Linked DNA regions of Homo sapiens: region 2 is linked to region 1. A link is an interaction called in ENCODE POLR2A ChIA-PET data of the cell type or tissue named here. Cell type or tissue: MCF 10A. All regions are shown on one strand. Links, peaks and the distances in the headings refer to the core of each region. The heading gives the core; the rest is flanking DNA. Region 1 holds the start of LOC124903038 (a long non-coding RNA gene). Region 2 overlaps MLXIP (MLX interacting protein).

Region 1 (8,823 bases), core at 321-8,320:
GTAATGGCGCCATCTCAGCTCACTACAGCCTCCACCTCCCCAGTTCAAGCGATTCTCCTGCCTCAGCCCCCCGAGTAGCTGGGACTATAGGCATACGCTACCACGCCGGGCTAATTTCGTATTTTTAGTGGAGACAGATTTTCACCGTGTTGGCCAGGCTGGTCTTGAACTCCTGACCTCAGGTGATCTACCCACCTTGGCCTCCCAGAGTGCTGGAATTACAAGCCTGAGCCACCATGCCCGGCCTCAATTGATTTTTTTTTTAAGACAGGGTCTCACTTTGTGTCCCAGGCTGGAGTGCAGTGGCATGATCATGGGCTCACTGCAGCCTCGAACTTGTGGGCTCAAGCAGTCCTCCCACCTCAGCCCCCTGAGTAGCTGGAACCATAGGTGCATGCCACATGCCTGATTAATTTTTTGTTTTCTGTAGAAGCAGGGTCTTTTAATATGTTGCCCAAGCTGGTCTCGAACTCCTGGCCTCAAGCAATCCTCCAGCCTCAGCCTCCCAAAGTGATGGGATTACAGGGGTGAGCCACTGCACCTGGCCTATAATTGATGTTTATATTATTGATCTTATACCCTGCAACCTTGCTGAAGTTGTTTACCAGTTCTAATAGTTTTTAGTGTAATATATATATATATATATATATATATATATATATATATATATATATATATATATATGATTGTGTTATCTGCAAATAGAGATAGTTTTGCTTCTCCCATTCAATTCTGGGTGCCTTTTATCTTCTTTTCCTGCCTAATTTCCCTGGCTAGAACCTCCAGGACAGTGTGGAATGGAAGTGGTGCCAGGTGGCTCATGCCTGTAATCCCAGCACATTGGGAGACCAAGGTGGGCAGATTGCTTGAGCCCAGGAGTTTGAGACCAGCCTGGGCAACATGGTGAAACCCCGTCTCTAAAAAAAAATACAAAAATTAGCCAGGCATGGTCAAGCATGCCTATAGTCCCAGGAACTCTGGAGGCTGAGGTGAGAGGATCGCCTGAACCTGAGAGGTCAAGGCTACAGTGAGCAGAGGTTGCCTCACTGCACTCCAGTCTGGGTCAAAGAGTGAGACCCTGTATCAAAAAAAAAAAAAAAAAAAAAAAAAAAAAGGGGGAAGTGGTGAGAGTGGACATCCTTGTCTTTTTTTCTGATCTTAGGAGGAGAAAGCATTTAGTCCTTCATCATTAAGTATGATGTTAGCTGTGGGTTTTTCACACATGCCCGTTATTGGGTTGAGGAAGCTTCTTTCTATTCCTAGTTTGTTGAGTGTTTTTACCATGTAAAGTTGTTAGATTTTGTTAAATGCTTTTTTTCTATGTCTGTTTAGATGATCATGTGGTTTCTGTCCTTTATTCTGTTAATAATAATGTATTATATTAATTGAGGTTGACATGTTAAACCAACCTTGCATTCTTGGGATAAATCCCACTTGATCATGGTGCACAATCATTTTGTATGCTCCTGGATTTAATTTCTTGTATTTTCTGGAGGATTTTTCCATCTAAAATAATTGGAAAGTATTCCTTTTTCCTCTATTTTTGTGCAGTTTGTGGAAAATTAGTATTCTTTTTTTTTCCCCCCGCCGAGACAGAGTTTCACTCTGTTGCCCAGGCTGGAGTGCAGTGGCACGTTCTTGGCTCACTGTAACCTCAACTTCCAGGGTTCAAGTGATTCTCATACTGTGCCAGGCTAATTTTTGTATTTTTAGTAGAGACAGGGTTTCACCATGTTGGCCAGGCTGGTCTCAAACTCCTGGCCTCAAGTGATCCTTTGGCCACGGCCTCCCAAAGTGCTAGGATTACAGGCATGAGCCGCTGCACCAGCCCTACTGTCCAATTTTTAGAAATCTATCCTGGTGCCTTTTCTATTTACTGTGGTCTTTTTTTTTTCCCCATCTTTCCCCTAGATTGATGATATATTTAACGAAATCAAATTTGGTGAATATGTGGACACTGGAAAGCTAATCGACAAGATCAACTTACCAGATTTCCTAAAAGTGTACCTTAACCACAAGCCACCTTTTGGTAACACCATGAGTGGCATCCACAAGAGCTTTGAGGTGCTCGGTTATACCAACTCCAAAGGGAAAAAGGCCATTCGAAGAGAGGACTTCCTGAGACTGCTCGTTACTAAAGGTAAGCACATACATCAGGATGTCTGGTAACATCCTGGGGCCATTCCCAGTGTAGAGAACTGAGTTTGGGGAGCCAGCCCCTGTGGAGCTCCATCTTTCATGAAAGAGGTGATTTGACCAGATTTGAGCCATGAGGGGTCTGGCTGACCCACCTGCATCCCTGGCAAGTACGAAGTAATGGGAGGGACCCGGAGCTAGAAAGCAAAAGAATGTGATTCGTGTTGCAACTACCTGAGCCTCAGCAAGACTCGGCATCCTCACTTGTAAAATGGGAATAAAAATGCCAGCTGATCCATCTCCCTGGGCTGTCATAAGATTTGGGTTGGGGCCGGGCGCAGTGGCTCATGCCTGTAATCCCAGCACTTTGGGAGGCCGAGGCGGGCGGATTGCTTGAGGTCAGAAGTTCAAGACCAGCCTGGCCAACACAGTGAAACCCCATCTCTACTAAAAATACAAAAATTAGCCGGGTATGGTGGCACACGCCTGTAATCCCAGCTACTTGGGAGGCTGAGGCAGGAGAATTGCTTGAACCCGGGAGGTGGAGGTTGCAGTGAGCCAAGATCACGCCACTGCAGTTCAGGCTGGGTGACAGAGCGAGACTGTCAAAAAAAAAAAAAAGAAAGAAAAAAAGAAAAGAAAAGAAAACAAATATTTGGATTGCATTTGTGAAATGCAACCACACCAAAGTAAACTTTTTAATTTTTACCTACTATGTTTCTCATTATTGTACATGAGGATGTCAAGTAAACTCTCTTGGGATGACAGTTTCATCTTAGTCCAAGTGGGTGGTTCTGAGAGGAGGGAATTTGAAATGAAGCAGAGCCTGGTCCCCGCAGCATGCTGTCCTATTTCTCTATGCCAGCCCCATGTATGTTCCTTGCCTGGAGGACCCTGTTTAACACCATTAGGAAGCATATGTGACAGTACCATGGGACTCTAGATCATTTTTGTGTCTAAAGAAAAGGGGCTGGGCGCAGTGGCTCACACCTGTAATCCCAGCAGTTTCAGAGGCTGAGGCAGGAAGATCACTTGAGCCCAGGAGTTCGAGACCAGCCTGGCCCAACATAGCAAGACTTCATCTCCACCAGAAAAGTTTTTATTGTTTTTGTTGCTTTTTTTTTTTTTTTTTTTGAGACAGAGTCTCGCTCTGTTGCCCAGGCTGAACTGCAGTGGCACGATCTCAGTTCACTGCAACCTCCAACTCCAGGGTTCAAGCAATTCTCCTGTCTCAGCCTCCCGAGTAGCTGGGATTACAGGCCGCGCCACCACACCCGGCTAATTTTTGTATTTTTAGTAGAGATGGGGTTTCACCATGTTGGCCAGGCTGGTCTCGAACTCCTGACCTCAAGTGATACGCCCACCTTGGCCTCTGCAAGTGCTGGGATTACAGGCATGAGCCACCACGCCCAGCCTAAATTTTTTTTTCAATTGAGTAAAAGAAAAAAAAATAGTGGGATAATTCTCTTTAAGACCTCTGAATAATAACGCTAAGCCCTGACAGTATGCTTAGCCTCAAGAGTTAAACAATCACCTTCTCACTCTTTGACACACAGGTGAGCATATGACGGAGGAGGAGATGTTGGATTGCTTTGCTTCACTGTTTGGCCTGAATCCCGAGGGATGGAAATCCGAGCCTGCAACCTGCTCCGTCAAAGGTACCCCAGCTGGCTTTGTCTGGGCATGTAGCTGTGGCTCACTGATTTGTTGTAGACTTCAGTACATTTATTTCTCCTGATCGGTGCAAGCCACTCTCCCTAAGACTGCACATAACAAAGCATGTCTGTTGGGAATCCCACATGAATAAGTTATGAAAAGAACAGTGAGTGGTGGCTTTTGTTCCCGCGCTCTGTCCGTCCTTTTGTTTCTTCTGGGCTTATTTTCCCTTTGTTCCACTGACCTGTCATCTTGCCGGCTTGGGTGGGTGAATATTGGCCACCCGTAGAGGATCCAGTTTGACAGCTGTTTCAGGAGAATAGGTATGTAAAGAGAGACTTGGGGGCCAGGCACCATGGCTCACGCCTGTAATTCCAGCACTTTGGGAGGCCAAGGCAGGAGAATCGCTTGAGGTTCAGAATTTGAGACTGGCCTGGGCAACATAGCGAGATCCCATCTCTACAAAAAAAAAACCAGGCTGGGCGCAGTGGCTCACGCCTGTAATCCCAATGCTTTGGGAGGCCGAGGAGGGTGGATCACATGAGGTCAGGAGTTCAAGACCAGCCTGACCAACATGGTGAAATCCCATCTCTACTAAAAATACGAAAATTAGCCAAGCATGGTGGCACACACCTGTAATCCCAGTTACTTGGGAGGCTGGGGCAGGAGAATCGCTTGAATCCAGGAGGTGGAGGTTGCAGTGAGCCGAGATCACACCATTGCACTCTAGCCTGGGTGACAAGAGCAAAACTCCGTCTCTAAATTAATTAATTAATTAAAGCAAAACAAAACAATTAGCTGGGCATAGCGGTGTATGCTTTTAGTCCCAGCTACTCAGGAGGCTTAAGTGGGAGGATGACTTGGGCCCAGGTGTTCACGGCTGCGGTGAGTGAGGATTGTGCCACTGTACTCCAGCCTGGGCAACAGAGTGAGAGCCTGTCTCAATTAAAAAAGAGAGAGAGAGAGAGAAAGATTTGGAGAAGGAGAGAGCATCAACTTGGTGGGCAGTACAAGCCCAGCTACAAGCTGCCAAAACTTTCAGGTTTTTAAAGATCATCCTCCTGTCCCTTCCTGCTATAGCCTAAGTATTTTTCACCTTTTCGTGCACTGGACCTGAAGTTAGGGCCGTGACTTTCAGCTCAGGAGGAACCAATCTAAACGGCTCTTCTAGGCTCACTGGTACAGGAGCAACTCTGCTGACAAGCCCGGGGATGGTCAGATCCCACCACCATCACCAAGACTGAGGAGGGTGCAAAGACCCCTCACCCATTCCCCTTTTCCCTCTCCTTTTATTGTCCATTCCCCACATCAAATTAAACAAAGTCCCTGAACTCAGATAATTTCAGACTCCAGTAGCTAACAGGTCATTCCCAACCTGCAAGCTCTCCCTACCCCATTCCTTTATGTGCTTCAGATCTCAGAATGTACCTTTCCTGATTGTTATATATTTCTGCTGTGTTCCCAGGCATCTTGAAACAGAAAAATCAATCATACCATGTGGTTAAGGCTTTCCAGTAAGGTTTGCAGAGATTTGGTTAACAGCGTTCTGTTCCGTAAAGGAGAGATTTTTAAGCAATTTCCACCCAGAGTTTTTCAAGGAATCAAAGCCAAATCACAGCACAAAGCCCCTCTTGTTTTTGTTTAGTAGCATTTCCTTGTGTTTTTGGAAAATCCTCCTGAGTTAGAAACATAGTCATTGAGGCCAGATGCGGTAGCTGTAATCCCAGCGCTTTGGGAGTCTGAGGTGGGAGGATCACTTGAAGCCAGCAGTTTGAGATCAGCCTGGGTAACATAGCGAGACCCCATCTCTACAAAAAAATTTTAAAATAAGCTGGGCGTGGTGGCGTGTGCCTGTAGTCCCAGCTACTTGGGAGGCTGAGGTGGGAGGATCACTTGACCCCAGGAGTTCAAGGCTGCAGTGAGCTATGATCGTGTCACTGCACTCCAGCCTGGGCAACAGAGCAAGGCCCTGTCTCAAACCCCTCCCCTCACCCAAAAAAGAAAGAAACATAATCATCATGAAGGCATTTGGTGTTCTTTTCTTGTTTTGGCTAGGTTCAGAAATTTGCCTTGAAGAAGAACTTCCAGACGAAATCACTGCAGAAATATTCGCGACTGAAATTCTTGGCTTAACCATTTCAGAAGATTCCGGCCAGGATGGTCAGTGAAGTTACCAGGAATGTTTAAAGCACAAAGGACTTTGGGTGTGTGTGCATGCACATGTGTGTGTTTTCCATGAGGCACTGCTTTTTATGCATTTCCCTCCCCCCTCTCATCTTTAGAACATTTAGACATTAAAGCAAGTTTCTGGTGAGCAATGGAATTCACAAAGTTGGACATTCCACTGTTTCTGAAATAGAAAAGTGGGCGGAGGCGAGAAAAACCCTGGCAGCTGGATGTACATGGTGGCTGGATCTCTGGGTCTCTGGTGATGCTGCCTGGATGGGGTTTGCACGGGATATGGAGGGGGCGTGGTCTCAGGGGGCAGAGGGGTCCTCAGCCAGCAGCAGGCCTCCCTCGCGACACATGTGGTCCAGGGAAATGATGGTCCATGGCCTCATTCCCTTTCCCTGCAGGGCCACCTGGACCCTCCGCCCAGTGTGGCCCAGTGTGGATCACCCCTGCCTGTTGTGGGGCTGGGGTGGGGGTGCCGGGTGCGCCGGGCTCCTGAGAGTCCCAGATTGTGGCTTCTTATCAGCAAAACACCCAAGTGGTGGTGTGTGACCGTTATAAAGAGCATCATTAGCCATGCTTAACCCCGGTGGCAGCTGCCAGGAGAATGCAGAAGCCCCTCTGAGCGCCCCCGAGCCTGTTCACGCTGCACCTGCGCCAGAAACCACAGAGCAGCCCCGCCCAGCAGAGGCCGGGGCCTCCCTCGCACCCACACTCACCAGTGTGGTGGCTTGGCCGCCTCACACTCTGCTGGGCCGCAAAACATGTAGTAGGCAAAAATAGGGGCCGGTTCCCCAGCTCTGGGACGTTCAGGGGGCGTTACTAAGTTTATAGCAGTATTTTGGCCTTGAAAATAGCATAGCATTGTAGTGTGAACAGATGAGAGTTAGTCTGACTTTGGAGTTTTGTCATCCGTTCTGAGGCCTCATTCAGGCAAAGGTGCCAGATGTCATTCTCCAACACACTCCGTCCAACACACCCCCTAGACCAGCTTCTTCCTCAGAGAAACTAGCATCTGAGATAACATTTCTGATCCACTTAAAGTGCCTTTCTCGGAAGGAACATTCCGTGGCAGAGAAACAGAATAACAACCACATCCTTACTCATGCACGAAGCCCCCTCCACTACGTGGGGTCCAGCTGGAAATCTGGCATGGTGAGAATCTTTGGAACGCCCCGGAACGTGGAACGGAACTGTCTACCCCAAACCAGGCTGTGTCACTGTGACCTTGGGGCAGACAGCACGGGCCAAGGTTCTGCCGGTGCCAGCTTGTCAGATCATGTCACCAGGGCTTTGCAACCTAATTTACATTTTGTTCTTTTTAAAAAACATGAAAAGAAAAACAAGCTTTATGAATCAATTTTGCAGCTGCTGAGGGCTTAGGAGATCTAGTATCAAGCCAGTTAAAAAGTTCCTGGGGACATTTTAGGGAACAAGAAACTCTCAAGTGACTTGTTCTCTTCAAAAAATAACTCGGAATTGGATGCAGTCTCTCACCAACCGGGGGCTTCATTCATTGAATCTGGCGCCCTCTGATTTGGTTCTGATTGATGGCATGTATTGGAATTGTCTTGAGCAGAACCGACCTGTGGTCAGTTGGACCCACTATGGCAGGTTCATTAAGCTGGGACACTGCCTAGCGCAGGCAGATGCTCTTTCTCTCTGCCCATCCGGCTTCAGCATCTCCTTTGGACTCAGAGAGCGGGGAGGTGGAGGTCCTGGTTATGGATCATGGTTACGGTTATGTTCACTGAGGAGACCAAAATCACCATGGACAGCAGGATTGGCACGAATGGCATCCCACCCCACACCCAGCCCAGCCTGGCAGGGGGACCCTTCTTACCTGGGAACCTCTTTCTGCAGGTGTTTGTGGGTTGTTTGGTTTTTCGTTTTTGAGATGGAGTCTGGCTCTGCCACCCAGGCTGGAGTGCAGTGGTGCGATCTCAGCTCACTGCAACCTCCGCCTCTTGGGTTCAAGCAATTTTTGTGCCTCAGCCTCCTAAGTAGCTGGGATTACAGGCATGTGCCACCAGCCACCATGCCTGGCTAATTTTTTTTTTTTTTTTTTTTTTTGAGACAGAGTCTCGCTCTGTCGCACAGGCTGGAGTGCAGTGGTGCAGTCTCGGCTCACTGCAACCTTCACCAGAGAAACTAGCATCTGAGATAACTCAGATTATGTCCCAGGTTCAAGTGATTCTCCTGCCTCAGCCTCCCAGGATACAGCTGGGATTACAGGCACACACCACCATGCCTGGCTAATTTTTCTATTTTCAGTAGAGATGGGATTTCACCGCGTTGGCCAGGCTGGTCTCGAACTCCTGACCTCAGGTGATCCACCTGCCTTGGCCTCCCAAAGTTCTGGGATTACAGATGTGAGCCACCGCCCTGGCCAAGGTGCTTGGGTTTTGTTGTCTCCCAACTTCCTTGACAAAAGCAGGGCACAGCCAATTGCCCCTTTCAGCTCCAGGAGGGCCTCTTCACCTCTCATCAGGGCAGGCCCAGCCTGTTGGCCTCAAAGATGAGAAAAGGGAGGACCCAGTGGCCCGGTCCCATCAGCAGGAAAGAGGATACAGTGCAGAGAGCTCAGGCTTCCAGCAGTAGGGTGGCAAGGCAGCGACAACAGGAAGGGATGGCAAAGAAGACAGCGTCGCGGAGCTTGCTCATGCATCACACTTAGGGACTAAATGCTGAACACCAAAAACACTGTGATGCTCCTTTGCAGAAAGATTCCTGTGCGTTTCACACGGGGCTTGTGGCCGGCTGACTCTTACATCCCGGTTTGTGAGTTCTGGATCAGGAACCACCAAGAGCCTCCCCGGCGCCAGCTCTCTGCTCCAGACCCGGTCCCACCTGCAGGTG
Region 2 (8,823 bases), core at 707-8,706, 87 kb after region 1:
TCTTGTGACACTACCGGGAAGGATATCTCAGCCAGATTGTGTGTGTGTGTGTGTGTGTGTGTGTGTGTGTGTGTGTGTGTGTGTGTTGACATGACCAGGAGCAGTGCGGATGGTTTTCCTGACATCAGGCTTCAATGTGTATCTCCCCTTTCGCTGTTAACTCTCAAAGATTACCAATTACATTACCCAACAGGAAGCCCCAGTGCTCCCCGCTTTAGCGGTGTGGGACCAAACTTCCATTGCTTGTAGACGCTGGTTGGTTCATTGCCCACATGCTGGAAGGGGAGGAAGGAGAGGAAGGGGAGGAAGACCTGGGGAAAGAGTCCAGGTGACGAGGTTAGAGGAGAGGATGGAGGGAGGTTATTTTCCGGGTGGAAGAAGAAAAGAGAATTCACACAGACTGAACATTTATTATGTTCCACATTCTCCTTCCATGACCTTTTTTTTTGTTTGTTTGAGACGGAGTTTCGCTCTTGTCACCCAGGCTGGAGTGCAGTGGCGTGATCTTGGCTCACTGCAACCTCTGCCTCCCAGGTTCAAGCGATTCTCCTGCCTCAGCTTTCCAAGTAGCTGGGATTACAGGTATGCATCACCATGCCCAGCTAAGTTTTTGTATCTTTAGTAGAGACAGGATTTTGCCATGTTGGCCAGGCTGGTCTCAAACTCCTGACCTCAAGTGATCGGCCAGTCTCGGCCTCCCAAAGTGCTGAGGTTACAGGCGTGAGCCACTGTGCCCGGCCTCTTAACGTGATCTTAAGCAACTCACACAACAACCCTGTCAGGTAGGTGGTGGTGGAATCCTCATTTTAAAAAATAAATAAGTAAATAAAAAATAAAAAACCAAAGCTCAGACGTTAATTAGCTGTGTTACCGAGAGGTTACACAACTTGTCCACGGAAAAGTGTCTTGAGGAGAAAAGTGACCTACCTTATCTGCCCACAAAAGCCCGGCTTCTGTTAGAGGAGAGTGCAAATGCCAGTTCCTCTCCAGAGCGGGAAACCCAGATGGGGAAGGTGGATGCCTCGGTCCACTCCATGTCTCTCTGTGGCTGCCCTCCCTGCTGGCGAAACCCTGTGCTTCCCAGAGTGCATGAACATCGCATCCCCCTGGAAGGCACCCTGATGTCATTCGGCCTGTGTCATTATGTGATCCCGGCTTACCAGAATCCCTGCTGTCTTCACCTTTGACTTCCGCGCTAAGCCTAACAGCTTCGGCACATCCTAGGAGATTAAGAATCATCTGATGGATTGAAAGGGACACTCAGGGACCTGGAAGCCAACTTTATAATCTGTAGTGAATTTTTTTTTTTTTTTTGAGATGGAGTCTCGCTCTGTCGCCCAGGCTGGAGTGCAATGGCGCGATCTGGGCTCACTGCAACCTCCGCCTCCTGGGTTCAAGTGATTCTCCTGCCTCAGCCTCCTGAGTAGCTGGGATTACAGGCACATGCCACCATGCCCGGCTAATTTTTGTATTTTTGGTAGAGATGGGGTTTCATCATGTTGGTCAGGCTGTTTTTTTGTTTGTTTGTTTTTCTTTTCTCACTTGCAAGCTAACAAGTTAAGTGAATTGTGTTTATCTTGAGCTCTGCAGAGACAAACACAACCTTTGTGGAATGGTGCTTTAGGGGACATTGGCGTGGAGTGGGACAACAAGATAAGTGCTTTTGCTGGATGGTGTTCGTATCGTGGCTTGCTTGGACAGGTGTGGTGGGCAGATTAATGGCCCCCCGAAGATGTGCACATCCTCATCCACAGAACCTGTGACTGTGCTAGGTCATATGGCAAAGGCGAATTAAGGTTACAGATGGAATCAAGGTTGCTGGTCTACTGACCTTAACATAGGGAGATTATCTGGATTATCTGAGTGAGCCTGGTGTAATCACAGGGGTCCTTAAAATTAAGAGGGAATCAAAGAGAGAACCAGAGAGTGAGCAGCAGAGGAAGGATGTCAGCTGCTGTTGGCAGCTTTGAAGATGGAGGAAAGCCACGGGATTGGGAATATGGGCCCCTCAGAGCTGGAAAAGGCGAGGGGACGGGTTCTCCCCCAGAGCTTCTGGGAAGAACGCAGCCCTGCTGAATCTTGTGAGACCCAAATCAGACCTCTGACCTCTAGAACTGTAAAATCATAAAGTCTGTTGTTCTAAGCCACTAAGTTTGCGGTAATTTGTTACAGTGACAACAGGAAACTCATCTTCACTCTTCTCCCACCACAGGAGAGCAGAGGAGCCCACCCCGGGCTTAAGATTGAGCTATGCCGTGGGTCCTCGGCACCAGCGAGGGGATCTAGTGATAGGAGGGCCCTGGTTATAAAAGGAAAGGTCTGTAAAGTGGATCCTTGTTCCCTGGTATAATTTCTATAATAGAAGTGTTGTAGAAAGTTAATTTTCCTTTTTTTAAAGGATTTATGTGATGGCTGATGAGAGCCTGAGCTCTCATTCCCTAGAATCAAATTACTTCTTGGGTAGAAAATGTGCAGTCCAGATAGCCAGTGTCTTAGGTGATTACTTTCTGTATTTTGTTGGAGTTCTGTTGTCTGTGATTAGAATTCAGGCCACAGGGTGTGTGTTTTTGGCAGAGTTCTCTAGCCGCGTGGATCAGGGACCCTCGTGCTGGCCTGTGGAATGGGGTGCTGGTCACCTCATGCTAATTCCAGGACTTCGAGGACTGGCCGATTTCAGTGGAGACTGGTCCTGGGTTCCAGGCAGTGCTAGGTCCCCCGCGGGGGAGATGCTCTTCTTCACTGTCCGGCCAGACGCCTTGAAGAGACTGACTCTCACAGGCCAGCCCTGCCGTCTTTGCAGCCCTGCTTCTTGTGCTGCCGCCGGCTGTCACCCACCACCCTGTTTCTTTTCTGGTACAAAGCTCTGCCCCTGGGAGCTTCTGGATCCGCCCAGCTTGAGCCTGCCAGGGCCTGTGTCTCACATATGGACCTTGCTATGAGCTTCCTGGGACCATCAACACTCTTGGCGGTTGTCTAATTGAATTAGCCCCATGAGGGCTAATTGAGAGGGAGCCTGGCTGGCCGGGCCCCAGAGCATGAGGCTGGCTATGATCTGGGTTTGGCCGCCCCAGCACAAATGCTTTTTCCCTCCAGAAGTATTAATCAGGCACACCCTGTTGTGTGCAGGCACGGTTCTAGCCCTTGGGGATACAGTGGTAAGCAAGGCGGGTTAGTCCTCTCCCCTCATGGGACTTCCATGCTAGTGGGGGGATTGTCAGCACATCAGGTCTTATATTGTGAGTGCAGGCAAGAATAGAAAGAAGATGAAGGCTAGAGAGTACTGGGGCTGGGGAGGGTGGGTGGCTACTTTAGGCTGGGTAGAGAAGTCCTCTGGGGGAGGTGACCTTTCTGGGTGAACTCTGAAACCTAAGTGTCAAGTAGGAGCCAGGCACGATGGTCGTTCCAGGTGCGGGAAGAGGCCCAGGCAGAGGCCTTCGCTGGAGTGAGCTTGGCGCATTGCAAGGTTAGAAAGAAGGCTAGCTTGGTCAGAATGTAGAGGGCAGGAGTGAGTGGCAGGAGGTAAGATAGAAGAGGCAAGGGGCCTTGTGGGCCAGGGTAGGAAGTTAGGAGATGGTTTTGGTGGCACTGGGGAGTACTGGTTTATCTCCACAGGGCGGCTGGGGCCAGTCTACAGGAGACGGGTCTAGGGAGGGTGAGAGCAGGAGCGAGGCTACCAGTTGGGCGGTTGTGGAGCTCCAGCCTCAGACTAGGACGGTAGCAGCGAGGTGGTGAGGAGCTGTATTCAGGGTGGTTTTTGGACTTGCTGGTGAATTGGACCTGGCAGATGAAAGGAAGAAAGGAATCAACAGTGACTCTGAGGTTTGGCCTGAGCAGCTGGGGCCATTACTGAAATGAAGAAGGCTGGGCAAGGAGCGGTCAGCTGTGAAGCTGGGGTATGTCACGCTGAGGACACCACAGTGCACAAAGCTCGGCTGCCTGGGGGCTGCCCTGACAGCCAGAGCCGTGGGCGGGCAGCTTCCCTGAGAAGGGCTGAGGGCTGTCAGTGTGGTGGACATCACAGCCGCCTACTTTGCCCTACCCAGGTGCCCTAGGTTTCTTCTTGCTCCCCTGCCCCTCCCCCTCTGCTGTCCCTCTCCAGGGGAGGCTTTGGAGTTTGGAGCTTGCGTTCTGAGTGGCGTGGAATATGCATCTCCTGCGGGCTGTTTCTGCTCAGCTGAGTCTGGTGGTGCTGGAGAAATACTGTCTGCTTTGAATACCCTAGAGACCTCTCCAAGCCCAGCATTGTTGATGTATTTGGGAGCTGACTGCACCATCAGAAAAATCTTCTAGAAGGAGGCAGTAGAGAAGGGGTGATTTTGGTAGCTCCAGAAGGGGCTCCAGCATCTGGAGAAAGAATTCTAGGAAGAGGATTCCATGTCATCCGCCTTTAAGTCTCGGAAGTAAGCATGAAGAATCCCAGTGGTGAGGAGGAAAGGCTGAGGAGTCAGAAAAAGCTCCTACAAGAAGATGGAACAGCTCCTACAAAGAGGTGGCTGTGGGTAGAAGCAGCCGCCTGGGGCAGTTTTCAGGCTTTGGAGAAGGAAAGCAGCTTCTCTGTTGAGGAATATTCTGCAAGTAGGTGATCCACTTTGAAAGCTGGTTACTATTCCTTCCTTCTAGGCCTGTCGGTGGGGAAGGAGGGCAGCCGTGTTTGCTCTGCTCCCATGAGGCAAATTCGGTCACCAAAACAAAAAAACAGCTTCTTATGTAGAAAGCAGGGGAATTAGCCTAGTTTTCGGATATTCACCCAGTATTCTAGCTTTTTAAAGAACAGCCTGAAGAGGCTGGGTGCAGTGGCTCATGTGTGTAACCTCAGCACTATGGGAGGTTGAGGCGGGAGGACTGCCTGAGCCCAGGAGTTTGAGACCAGCCTGGTCAATGTAGTGAGACCCCCATCTCTACAAAAAAAAAAAAAAAAAAAAAAATTAGCTGGGTGTGGTGGTGCCTGTCTGTAATCCCAGCTGCTGGGGAGGCTGGGGCAAAAGGATCCCTTGAGCCCAGGAAGTGGAGGCAGCAGAGCTATAATCATACCACTGCACTCCAGCCTGGATGACAGAGCAAGACCCTGTCTCAAACAAGCAAACAAACAAATAGAACAGCCTGAAGAACCTCTTCATATGGTTACATGGTCACATGGTAACCAGCCCGTTCACAATGGGCTGCCTCATTTTAAGACTGGCAGTTGGGACCTGCCCAGATAGCTTGATACTGAGCTTTTTAAAGAAAGTGAATCAATAAATTCCTTTTATTTATTAAAAGGAAACGCTTTCAATGCATTCTTAAAACAGTATATAATTATCCTAGCTTGGTGTTTTAAACAACTGTTTTCTAGTTGAGTAGCAGGGTCTTTTAAATTGCCTCTTTTGTCTTTAAATTATCAAGCAGATCTTTCTCTGCCTTGAAGCAGAAAACTCTTTCATCCGTTTGTAGTCAGGCTTTTTTCTTTTTAACACAACTTTCTGTAAGTGTAATTTACATAGCATAAAATGGACCCATTGTAAGTGTAAGGTTCAGTGATTTTTTTTTTTAGTTGTGCAGTCATTGTCACAGCCCAGTGCTGGGACATTCCATCACCTCAGTAAGATCCCCAGAGTACATCCATGTTGTAGCACACATCAGGTGTTTAGTGCATTTTAATGCTGAATAGTCTTCAGTTTTTTGGATGTACCACATTTTGTTTTCTTGACATGTTTTTGAGGAGACACCTAGTACCTTTGTTATTCGGGTATTGACTTCCCATTTCCTGTAATAAGGCTCTTATAGAATCAGCTAGGAACTTCCTTACAGGATGAGAAGAAGGAAATGGCTGTGAGGTATGTGGAAAGATGATGGGATTGGAAGCCACAAGACAGTGGTGCGACTGGTTAGCATCTGCCCCTTAGCTCCTTAAGTCTTGGTGCCCATGAGGGTGGAGGATGCAAGAGAGAGAGGGTTAGACTGGAGTCATGGTTACCAACCTTACTCTTCTTCCATGGCTTTCTTTTTTGAAAGATATTACCTTAGGAACAAAGCGCATTCAGTAATTTAAAAAGAAACAAATTACCAGTATATGCCACAACATGGATGAATCTCAGAAACATTATGTTGAATGAAATAAGCCTTACCCAGCCGGGTGTGGTGACTCACGCCTGTAATCCCAACACTTTGCGAGGCCGAGGCAGGCAGATCATTTGAGGTCAGGAGTTCGAGACCAGCCTGGCCAACATGGCGAAACCCTGTCTCTACCGAAAATACAAAAAAATTAGCTGGTGTGGTGGCACATGCCTGTAATCCCAGCTACTCGGGAGGCTGAGGCAGGAGACTCTCTTGAAACCGAGAGGCAGAGGTTACAGTGAGCCAAGATCCCACCACTGCCCTCCATCCTGGGCAACAGAGCGAGACTCTGTCTCAAAAAAAAAAAACAAAACAAAACACATAACAAAATAAGATGGATTAATGGATGGAGAAATGGCTTAGTAGTTATAATTGTAAGAATTCAGGTGGTGGGTACTTGAGTATTCATTGTACAGTTCTTTCAACTTTCCCTGTATGTTTGATAATTTTCTTAATAAAATGTTAGGAAAATTGCATTTATTTGAAGGATGACCATCATGGCTTTATCATGAGCAAGTAAATACTTTTAAAAACATTGATCTACCTGAAGCTATCTTCCCAGAAATAAAAAATATTGAAAACAACTTTTGCAATGAAGTACTGATGCATGCTGCAACATGGAAGAACCTTGGAAACGCTGCACTAGGTGAAAGAAGCCAGACACAAAAGACCACGTATGTGATCTGTTGATGCGAAAGGCCTAGAGTAGCAAACTCATAGACACAGAAAGCAGAGCAGTGGCTGCCAAGGGCTGGGGAAAGGGAAAATGGATAGTCACTGCTAATGGGTTGTTTTTTTTTTGAGGCTGTGATGAAAATGTTCTAAAATTAGGGTGGCGATGGTTACATAACTCTGAATATACTGAAAACCACTGAACACTTTTAAAGGGTCACTTTGATGGTGTGTAAATTATGTCTCAATAAGCTGTTATTGTTTAAAAAATATTGAAAACAGTTCTGACTTTCAACATTATCTTTAGGAATCTGACTTGGGAAGTGCAAGATCAGATGATCTTGGAGATCTTAACTATGTCAGTGTCTAGAAATTCCATGATTCTTTATCTTTACTGTGTACAGTAAGTGGAGGAGTGTTTGGGAAAGTGACCTCCTTGGAGCATTCCTTCTAGACTGAAGATGACGTGGGAATTGGTTTCTTCAGCTTGCACCAGAGCTTGCCAAATCACTCTCTGTAAAGTTAGTTTGTTAAGACCTTTACGGCCGGGTGCAGTGGCTCAGGCCTGTAGTCCCAGCACTTTGGGAGGCCAAGGCAGGTGCATTGCTTGAGCTCAGGAGTTTGAGACCAGCCTTAGCAACATGGCAAAACCTTGTGTCTGTTTAAAAAAACAACAAAACAAAAAAAGACTTTTTCTTCTTTTATCTGGGTCAAGGGTCACAAACTTAAATGCTCACAAGGGCCAGGAAATAGGATATCTGTAAGGCTAAAAAGACCTTTTCTGTTATTTATTTTCCTCCTTTTCATAAAGTCATGGTTATGGAGAAATCTCTGTTTGTTATGAAAACCGTAAGCATCAACTGCAGTTGACTTGGTCTCAATGACAGGCGGTAGGGAGTAGTGGAGACTGTGGTGGTGAACTAGAGTGTTTGCTGAAAGAGCAGCCATCACTTAACTTCAGGTGATTCTTGCCATGTGGGAATGTGAGCCTAGTGTTATGAGATTCGACATATTTGAAAAACTGGAGGAAATCTGGATTTAAGGTCTGAATTCAGCTATTAGGTATTCTGGGGTTGTGAGTTTAATCTAGATTGAATCTGGTTTAGAAGTGAGTCTTGGCCTAAGCGATGAAGGCGGTGTGCTGTTTGCCACAGAACGGCTCTGGCACAAGAAATATTTTTTTTCCCCTTTCTTTTTCTTTCTTTTTCTTTTCTTTTCTTTTCTTTTTTCTTTTCTTTTCTTTGAGACAGGATCTCTCCCTGTCACCCAGACTGGAGTGCAGTGGCGCGATCTCAGCTCATTGCAACCTCCACATCCTGGGCTCAAACTGTCCTCCTGCCTCAGCCTCCCAAGTAGCTGGGACTACAAGGCATGCAGCACCATGCCTGGCTAATTTTTGTATTTTTTGTAGAGACAGGGTTTTGCCATGTTGCTCAGGTTGGTCTTGAACTCCCAAGCTCTAGCAACTCATCTGCCATGGCCTCCCAAAGTGCTGGGATTACAGGTGTGAACCACTGAGCCCAGTCAAGGTAGTTTTTTTTAGGTGTTCTTACACTACGTCTACCTTCTTGGCCCTGCTCTGTTTAAAGTCACAGGACCATAATCTTCTGAATACCAAATCTAAGACTGCCTGGTACACCCCAGAGGTATGCATGTGCCTAGGAGACGGTTAGTTACTCTGAGTTATGAGGAGCTGGGGTGATGATTTTAAGTATTCTTGTTCTGGGAATGGAGGGTATATTCTCCATTTTGTGAAATTCTTGGACTATAGGTTACATTCCATTTTAAGCTATCACCCCTCAGCATCACCACCATACTTGACTAAGGTGGGACTGTTTGCATAGGGTAATTTTGGGATGGGGGAAAGGGACAATACTTTGAACTCTATAAACGGTTGATTTGGCTGGAGTTGAAACAAAATTACAACATTAAGTTAGACTGAGGAGGGCTCTGTCTTGACTCTTGTTTAGTTTCCGACCTGCACATTTTATGTTATGTTACCTATCTTCGGCTTTGCTTCCCCAGTGTGTGTGTTGTTGTGTGTGATGTGTGTGGGGT

The links. Peaks named below come from ENCODE experiments on the same cell type or tissue, not always from the same donor. Only the 100,000 strongest peaks of a DNase experiment are listed, where the experiment ranks them.
Region 2: POLR2A ChIA-PET joins it to region 1 with 5 read pairs; 5 of 35 experiments call an interaction of 5 or more read pairs at or near these places.

What each region holds. Positions count from the first base shown.
Region 1 is chr12:121,997,805-122,006,627 of GRCh38, forward strand. CFAP251 (cilia and flagella associated protein 251) reads left to right here. Exons shown (of 22, transcript NM_144668.6): 20 at 1,912-2,140; 21 at 3,693-3,794; 22 at 5,848-6,115. The coding sequence ends at 5,960. It overlaps LOC124903038 (a long non-coding RNA gene), which reads right to left and starts at 7,896. Exons shown (of 2, transcript XR_007063499.1): 1 at 7,808-7,896. In MCF 10A, for the core only: no CTCF peak of the experiment used is centred there; a DNase peak (open chromatin) is centred at 3,757.
Region 2 is chr12:122,084,108-122,092,930 of GRCh38, forward strand. The region is part of intron 1 of MLXIP (MLX interacting protein); the gene reads left to right. Among named protein-coding and RNA genes, the nearest start is that of MLXIP, 9.8 kb to the left of the region's middle. In MCF 10A, for the core only: no CTCF peak of the experiment used is centred there; no DNase peak of the experiment used is centred there.